Linked DNA regions of Homo sapiens: region 1 is linked to region 2. A link is a loop called in an ENCODE intact Hi-C map of the cell type or tissue named here. Cell type or tissue: natural killer cell. All regions are shown on one strand. Each heading gives the region's core, and the rest is flanking DNA. Links, peaks and the distances in the headings are about the cores only. Region 1 overlaps CTTN (cortactin). Region 2 overlaps PPFIA1 (PPFI scaffold protein A1).

Evidence for each region. Hi-C counts contacts between places; a loop is a spot of excess contacts. Peaks named below come from ENCODE experiments on the same cell type or tissue, not always from the same donor. Only the 100,000 strongest peaks of a DNase experiment are listed, where the experiment ranks them.
Region 1: a loop joins it to region 2, with 9 times the contacts of the local background. A loop is called at or near these places in 1 of 110 quality-filtered maps.

Annotation. Positions count from the first base shown.
Region 1 is chr11:70,422,192-70,426,575 of GRCh38, reverse strand. CTTN (cortactin) reads right to left here. Exons shown (of 18, transcript NM_005231.4): 12 at 3,581-3,636; 13 at 1,175-1,244. Among named protein-coding and RNA genes, the nearest start is that of CTTN, 26 kb to the right of the region's middle. In natural killer cell, for the core only: no CTCF peak of the experiment used is centred there; a DNase peak (open chromatin) is centred at 2,245; H3K27me3 peaks cover 1,616 bases.
Region 2 is chr11:70,363,180-70,367,563 of GRCh38, reverse strand. All of the region lies in intron 21 of PPFIA1 (PPFI scaffold protein A1), which reads right to left. CTTN-DT (CTTN divergent transcript) reads left to right here. Exons shown (of 3, transcript NR_186321.1): 3 at 846-4,384. Among named protein-coding and RNA genes, the nearest start is that of CTTN-DT, 33 kb to the left of the region's middle. In natural killer cell, for the core only: no CTCF peak of the experiment used is centred there; a DNase peak (open chromatin) is centred at 2,183.

The DNA of each region.
Region 1 (4,384 bases), core at 64-4,063, 59 kb before region 2:
AGGGGGCATGCGCTTATAGTTCCAGCTACTCCAGAGGCTGAGGCAAGAGGACTGCTTGAGCCCAGGAGACTGAGGCAGCAGTCCTGCCTGGATGACACAGCAAGACCCGGTCTCAAAATAAATAAATAAATAAACCATTCCTCTCTCTCTTTTTTTTTTTTTTTTGAGACGGAGTCTCGCTCTGTCATCCAGGCTGGAGTGCAGTGGCGCAAACTCCGCTCACTGCAAGCTCCGCCTCCTGGGTTCACGCCATTCTCCTGTCTCAGCCTCCCGAGTAGCTGGGACTACAGGCGCCCGCCACCATGCCTGGCTAATTTTGTTTTTGTATTTTTAGTAGAGACGGGGTTTCATCGTGTTAGCCAGGATGGTCTCGATCTCCTGACCTCGTGATCCGCCCGTCTTGGCCTCCCAAAGTGCTGGGATTACAGGCATGAGCCACTGTGCCGGGCCACATTCCTCTAATTTCTAATATAGTCAATGTCATCAAATACATCAACATCTTGGGGGTTCTCACGAGTGGTCAAAGTGTCAAAGCGTCCTGGGCCCTCAATCTCTGAGAACTGTGGGTCCATAGCCCCTGAAGGAAGTCAGTGGTGGCTCTCTGCATCCTGTGTTAAATTTAGCACTTGCTCTCATGTATGTATAACATTTTCCCCAACTACTTGACTCTCCGGGGCAGGGCCCACATCTGACTCCATCGTGTGTCCAGCACAGAAAAGGACAGGTTTCGAGCTCCCTGTCAAGGGCCCAAGAACGAGCAGCAGAGAGAATGTCTGCTGTCGCCTGCACATCGACGTCATGATGTCTTCCTCCTGTCACAGCTGCGACCGAGCGGCTCAGGGAGTTGGGCAGGCCCCAGCTGCTCCCAGAAGCTGGTCACTGGCAGTGTGGAGGCCCTTGTGAATGTGCACTTAGCCCCTTTGCTCTGGGAAGAGCCCCTTGAAACGGGCCCCACTGAAACGGCTGCACCATGCTGCGTCTAAAAGGTGACTCTAAACCTCTGCAGGAGAAACAAGATCTTCATCAGAACGATCATTTTCTTTCCCAAAAATACGCAGCAACAACCACGCTTTCAACTAGTGGTGCATCTGCTCCTGGCTGTTTCACAACTGTCCTTCCCCTCAGTGTTTTCCTGGGAAACCACACGGTGCTCCTGGTATCAGCCGGGACTCACCAGCTTCGACAGGTACTGTCTTCTGGTAGGCAGAGGACACCTGGGTGACATCCTCAAAGGTTGACGCATTCTGCAGAGACAGGACATGGGCGTCAGGAGAGCACTTTTCTCTTTTCTCCATGCCCTGTGGTAGCTCCTGCCAGATGCAAATGCCTTCCCCAGATCTTCCCAAAGGCCCAGCCACACAGCCCAGAGCACTCTTCATGGCCTCTCGGTTTTGCAAACTAACTGAGGCATGAAAACTATTACCAACCACATTTGCAGGCAATCGTGGGTCAGCATTAGCATAAGAAATGCATGTATCTCCATCTGCTCTACCACAAACCAATTCTGGGATCAGCCTCAAGCCTTCCCCACCCTCCGTCGCCACCCAGAGGTGTGAGCATTTACAGGAAGCGAAGACGCTGGGGACACATGCAAGCCTCCAGTGGCCCGTCCTACACACTACCCAGTGGTGCAATCACACCTTTCTGCATTGCAGGGGACTCAACTATGGTCTGACCAAGCGACGGCGATGACTCTTACGTGCTGACTCAGGTGGAGACTGTCAGGGCTCATGGAGACCAGTGGCCGTACCCAGTTTCACTGTGGGTTTCACTACCTCTGATGAGAACACCTGAGGCTCAGAAGCCACCAGAGCCCCCATACCATGGCCCCTTTCTGCCCAGCACCTCCTGCTTGCCCCCTTCCTGGCCCGCCTGTCCTTCCTCGGACCCCGCTCCCTCCTCCCATCAGTCAGCTCCAGCGTCTACTCCATGTCCCTTGAGCTGCTTGCACCTGTTCAAAGGCAAGGCCATCAGCCTTACTGGGTCCCATCACCCACTGGGCCCTCTGCAGACATCACCTTGCCCTGAGGGGGCAACTTCACCTCCCAGCCTGGGTTGTAGCCCTATCCCCACAATGTATGGGGACCCGGGCAGTTACGTCACCCTCTCTAAGCCTTGGACTCCTCCATCACACAGCAAACAGAGAGAGAAGCTCCACCCCCTCCTGGATGAAAGACAATGACACGAAAGGCCACACCCACACACTGCCTCCTCACGTGCTCACAAGCTCAGCGGTCACCGCCAACACCAGCAATGCTGACCACAGACACCCACAACACAGGCAGTCCCTCAGGTTCCGGCCTCAAAGCCACAACCTCTGACTCACCCACAGGGGAGCTCCTTCCCTCCGTCTGTCCCAGTGCCTTGCAAGGCCCCTGCTACCTCACTGGGTCCCCCTGCCCAGTGTCCTCTGACCGCGTGCCTACTCCCCTCCCAACTCTGCACGCCACCCGGACCCGGCCCCGGCCCTACCCCAGCTCTCTCTCGCTGACACCCACATCTGCTCCTCCCAGTTCTTCGGCTCCACAGTTGGCCCCACGTCCACCCCACATCCACCCGACTGCTCCCTCCCCTGCGTCCCTTGGCGCCAAACACCATGCCCTGCTTCTCCACCACCCGAGCCCCTCCAGCTCTCTTCAGGACCACACCCCTCTGCCCAGGCCAACCCCCACAACCCAGACTCCACGCTGAGGCCGGGGGCTTCTCAAAGTAGACCCCCCCAGTGTTCCTTGCCTGCTAACCTTTCTGGGGCCACGCACGTCAGATGCTCTGTGGTGTGTGACGCATGTCACGACATGCAGAATGCTCTGTGGTGTGTGGGGCTCTCCAGGGCCAGCTCTATCCCCGCTCCCCACCCTCCCTCTGCAGCTAGGCTCCTTGAGAACCTGCAGTGACTCCTGTCCCACCCAGGCCCACACCTCGCCCCTCCGTGGTCTCCTGAGCCTTCTCTCCTGGTGAACTCGCGCCTGCCCTCAGAAATGAGCCCAGGCTACTGCTCCCTGGGGAGCCCAGCCCGAACACCTGCTCTGCCTGCCTACGCCCCTGGATGGTGCTGTGTGGTCAGCTGCGAGGCAAGGACTGACCCTGCCACCCCTGACCACAGGCCACGCGCAGGAGCAGGCAGTGTGGAGCCCGCGTCTCTACGAGGCTGAAGACGGGAGACATGGCTCATCACCGCACACGCAGCGCTGGCTGCCAGCGAGGTAGCCCCACACGCAGTCTAACACACTCAGGTTCCAATCTGATTTACTATTAAGAATTTAAGTTCAAATGGACATGAGCCCTCGAGGCTCTCACCTCTCATGTTAAACATCTGGGTTCCTATGGCTGCAGCCAGGTGCTGAGCCTGCCTGGCCTGGGGCCCCCAGTTAGGAGGTGGGCCGGTGCCAGCGCCTATCCCACAGCACGGCCATGAGGAGCACAAGACTGTCCGAGTCAGTCATCGCCACCACCACCACCACCACGACGGAAATCACTTGTGCCCCACCCCAGCGCGTGGATGTTGGCCAGCACGGTGAGCCACGCCCACCAAGAGCCCCTGCAGGCAGAAGACACTAAGCTCCGGGGCTGGAATATTTACCTTATCCATCCGATCCTTCTGCACCCCATACTTCCCGCCGAATCCTTTGGAGTAGTCTGAAACGTGGCAAAACACAACACTTACTCTGAGGTGGAGGCGAGCATGGGGGTGGCCGTGGGTGCATGCAGACAGATCCAGAAACAGCCCAAGAAGGTGCACCACAGCGGGAAGAAACGAGAATGGCCAAGCGAGGCTTCACTTGCAAGGCAAGTTTTGCTTCCACCCATGGTCGTGAGACACAGGCAGTGAGAAGCAGAGCACAGGCCAGGGGCAGAGGCTTCAGCATTCCCTGAGGGGCAGGAGGGGCAGGAGGGGCGGCGGGCAGCAGGCAGGAGCTAAGCGAGGAAAGAGGGCACGGACAGGCCTTTGCAACGCGCCACTTCAATAGCACAGTCTTCCGCACCAGCACGGGCTTATTCTCATCTGCTTCCTGTGCGCCTGCTCTACTGAGCGCTAAAAAGAGGCTCAATCGCAGTTTGTTCTCTTGCTTTTTAAGAGAAAAAAAAAATCCATGTGGAAATTCTACCAGCCAAAGACTTCCGTTGCAGCAACACAGATCCACATGAAAGTCACACTGTCATGCAGCAGTGATGCCACGGAGAGCCACTGCCATCTCCATGCAGTCTGCGGGACCACCCCAGGTGTGTCTACCTGCCCACACCTGAACACTGCTGTGTGTTTCTAACGCTGCAGGTGGAAAGCCTAGAGTCTTCCCTGCAAGGTTAGGGAATTACTGTTTTTCCAATTATGTGTTCAGGTTCTAATAACCAAGTCCAAATTTTGAAGGTAACAACATAACTGCTC
Region 2 (4,384 bases), core at 193-4,192:
AACATCTGAACTAGAAGAGACACCCACTGCACAGTGTTTACTCCCAGCACTGAAACAGCCACAAGTACAACCCAGTCTTATGAACTCCATAAAATGGGAGCTCCATGACGGGGGGACCATGGGTGTCCTGCTCATAGATGCTCCACGCAGCCAGCACTCTTACTAATTTTGTTAAATGAGGTATAAATGGTTTTGACCACGCCTTGATGTCTTCCTCCCCTAGTCTCTCGGCGCAGCTCAAAGTTCTCCCTGGTTTAAGAGCTGGCCACTGTGTACTGCCCTTGGCAGCAGGTGGCAGTCCCATCTGGAAGACAGGAAGGAGGGAAAAGTGATACGAGCTTCCACTAGACTGCATGTCGGCTAGTTCTGGAGTCATCACCACAGCTCAGTCTTGTTTATATTTCCACCGCAAAGAGCAAGGTTAAGCTTATTTAATTTACACTTCCTGTCCCTGACTCAGGCAATTTCATACTGAAGTATTAACCAAATTCTGCTCCTTGGTGGAAAATATACTGAAATTTAAGTAATTATGAAATGTACCCTGTATAATTCATTTATGGTCATTATTGGTCCTATAAAGGGATATCTAACAAGTTAAACAATGAGGTTATTTATCTGGAGGAGAGGCACAGAATGCTTAAATCAAGAGAGAAAAAAGCCCACAGAATCACATTATAGCTACTCTATTTTGTTAAAAAATACAAATAAAAAATAAAAATAAAAAAAGGTGGGGGGACAGTCTAATGAGCTAGATTTTAGGAGTACCAAGAGAAGGAAACAGCTGCTTCAACCATCACCTCGTAATCAGGAAAATTATGATTTAAAATCCTTTTGATTCTTTTCAGATATATAATGATTATTCTGAAGCCCTCAAATACAGTCCATTCGGGAAAGCCTCTAGAACTGCCTGTCCACGCCTCATGGCTGCAATGTGCCACTGAGACATACACCCTGACCACAGAAGGCCAGTGGCGTCGCACGACATTTCGGCAAGCTGTCTGAACATACAGAATGCAAAACAGTTGGGATAGAGTTTTTGGTGAGTTAAAGAATTGAGAAGCTGAAAATTCAAATATACAGTACTCAAGAAGAGGCTTAATTCCTTAGGATTCCATTAGTAAGAAAATCTTTAAGTGGACATAGTATTAGGATAGTATTTAGTAAAAAATCAACACAAAGGCACAGAGGAAAAGTCATTATGCCAATTTTTGTGTTTGGAAATTTATTAGAGCACAATTTCCCTATCAGTATATCTTGTAATAACATTACCCTACCAGGAAATTACATACATAATCTCAGAAGCTGCCTAAGCCACAAGACTTTGTATACAAGATCATATGTTAAACAAAGCAATCTATATTAATTAAAAATAACTGCCATGGCACCATATGAGAAATGTTCAAAATTGTCCATGAGACGTACTCTTTGATGCTATGTTTTGCTTGACCAGTGCTTTCAAATCATTAACAATCCTGTACTCCGAATAAACTAAGATGCTATAAACATCAAAAAAAGTAGATTACACAAGTTTTCATACTCCAATTGCTTTTTGCTGCTGTACATGTAGTGAAGAATATATTAGAGAAAGACTCCAACCTGAGCCCAGCTTCCCTCCTCATCTTCCTGGGGTTACGTGGTTAGGAATGCAAAAGAACATAACTATTAGTATTGGTGAGCTCGGTAATGCAGGCAACGCAACTCTGCAGGGAAGATGCAGCTTCACTGAGTGAAAAAGTTCAGACTATCAAAGCATCATGCAAAACTCATGCAAAACCAACAATTTCAACTTCTCATGCAAGGAGCAGACTCTCTCCGTGCCAAGCATATTCATGGAAGGAGAAAGGGCCACACAGTCAGTCACATGGAGGCTCAACTGAGATCTCTCCAAAAGGAGAGCTAGATTAAAGCTATTCTAAAAGACAGAGTCTACCAACTTGAAGTTCCTGGAAAAAATCTAAAATAAAATACAAATTCTACTTACACATTTCAACTAATAACTAAAGGAAATACTTATCTGGAACGACTGAATGGAAAACAACATTTTGTTTTCAACAAAAAGGCAAAGAACCCAGACGGTCTTAAGTGGAAAACGCGCTGGGAGGAGTGCAGGCTGTGGGGCGTGACTAACCGTTTGCGGCGTGGCTGCGAGCGTTTCCATCTCTTCGTGTGTTAACCAGACATTTCCTGTGGTCTAAGGTGACCCCAGTGCACCAACCACATCCAGGGCAAGGGAAGCAGTGACAAAGAGGAGAGGGGCACACGCATAAGCCACAGGCACAGAGAAGGGGCCGAGGAGGCAAAGTTCGCTCTTCTCACTTTTCAGTTCAGATGCCCGTACAGAATAACCATTCCCTGTTAACACTGGGTCGTCAACACCATCAGGAGAAGAGCACACGATGACGAGAGCTTTAGATGCCATGCTTACCCGAGGTATGTGAAATATCAAGAGAAGAAAACACGTTGTGTACTTCTGGAAACTTTGAGTAATTCTCAAGTAACTATTGATTCAATATATTTAAAGCAGATTAACAACAAAGAACCCAGCATGAAACTCTTGCTTTGGCTATTGGAGGGCTTTCTCGCAGATGTTCCGTGACGGCCTGAAAGGCTGAAGGCAGGCCACAGGGCAGAGGGGGTCACTGCTAAGCAGTGTCGATGGCTCTGTGCAGCCATCAGAACCAGACACGAGACAGACAGTGGCCTGTGTGTCTACTTGAGGGAGATTTTTTCCTTGCATTTTGACATGGTGTGAAGAGTCTGCCTTATGTGAGGTGTTCTCCATCATTACTGAAGACAGTGGATAAACATGGGAGAAACCACTCAGCACCTTCATTTTCAGCAAGGCCACTGTCATGTGAAACAACCAGGGAAGAGCTCAGACACTGCTCCTGAGGCAGGCTGTGGGAAAGGAGCTCTTGGAGCAACAGGGGAGGACAAAGCTTATTGTTCATCACCATAATTTGTTCATTAAGAAGAAAAAAATAAATAAAACAAGTAAAACCCCTCAAAACTTTTTTTGTAAGGTAACTGGGAGCCCTAAATCCAGCGCTGACGTGCTCCTTGGAGAAATGTGTGAGGCTCTTCATTGCAACAAGAATTTGTTTTCTCCTGAGGAGACTAAAAGCAGAGACTGGGAATCCAGCCAGTGTAAAAAGTCTCAACTTTATAAATCTGGAGTTGGCCTGCCCTTATCTCCCAATAACCATTCTTGTTTTTATTAACATAGTTCTTCTTTTTCAAGTAGGATAACCCTTCTTAAGGACTTTGAGGGACTTCCCACATGGAGAGAAACTGTATAAGTACAGCTCATGTTGGATGAACATTTGCAGATTTGTGAACTGCTTGAAATCCTGAGCTCCCAGGGTCTTTAGCTCCCCAAATGGAAAACACCTACAGGCCAAATAAATCAAATACAGTAAAACACTGGTTACAAGGCAACCAGTGATCTCATCTTTATTTTCCCCTTTAGTTTTTATTTTAAAAAATGTCCGCAAACTGGAATGATGGGGAAGGGAGGATTAGAATTCTTTAGGGACCTTTTCCAAGCATGGCTGTGCATGCCTGTAGTCACAGCTACTTGGGAGTCTGAGGCAGGAGGATCGCTTGAGCCCAGGAGTTCCAGACCAGCCTAGGCAACAAAGTGAGACCCATCTCTACAAAAAATACAAAAATTCCTTAGGGATCAGTTTTGACGGTGGGATAACAAGTATCTCTTACTAGTATGTCACCTATATTTCAATGGATGCTTCTGGCTGGGCATGGTGGCTCACACCTGTAATTTCAGCACTCAGGGACTCTGAGGCAGGAGGACTACTGGAGGCCAGGAGTTCCAGACCAGCCTGGTCAACACAGCAAGACCCTGTCTCTAAGAAGTTTTTAGAAATTAGCTGGGTGTGGTGGTGCACACCTGTAGTCCCAACTACTTGGGAGGCTGAGGTGGGAGGATCGCTTGAGCCCAAGAGGTTGAGGCTGCAGTGAGCTACGATTGAGCCACTGCACTCCAGCCTGGGTGACAGAGTAAGACCTTGCCTCCAAAAAATAAAAAACTTAAATAAATAAATAAATGGGTGCTTCTAAGAAGCCTGGAAGAGCCAGTCCTCTGAACTAGACAGAAAAATTTTACTCAAGATGCTACTTACACATGGAATGATACGGATGAATTCACAGACATAACATTAAGTGAAAGAAGCCAGACACAAGAGAGTGAATACTACATGATCTTGTTTATACACATGAAGAACGAAACTAACAGAGCAGTCTATGGCACCAGGAGCCAGGCACTCATCCCTAGGGAAGGGGCAGTGCCTCAGAAGGAGCAGGAGGCCTCCAGAGCCCTGGTCAGATCCCATTTTTCAATGTAGGTGTGGACCACACAGGGGATGCT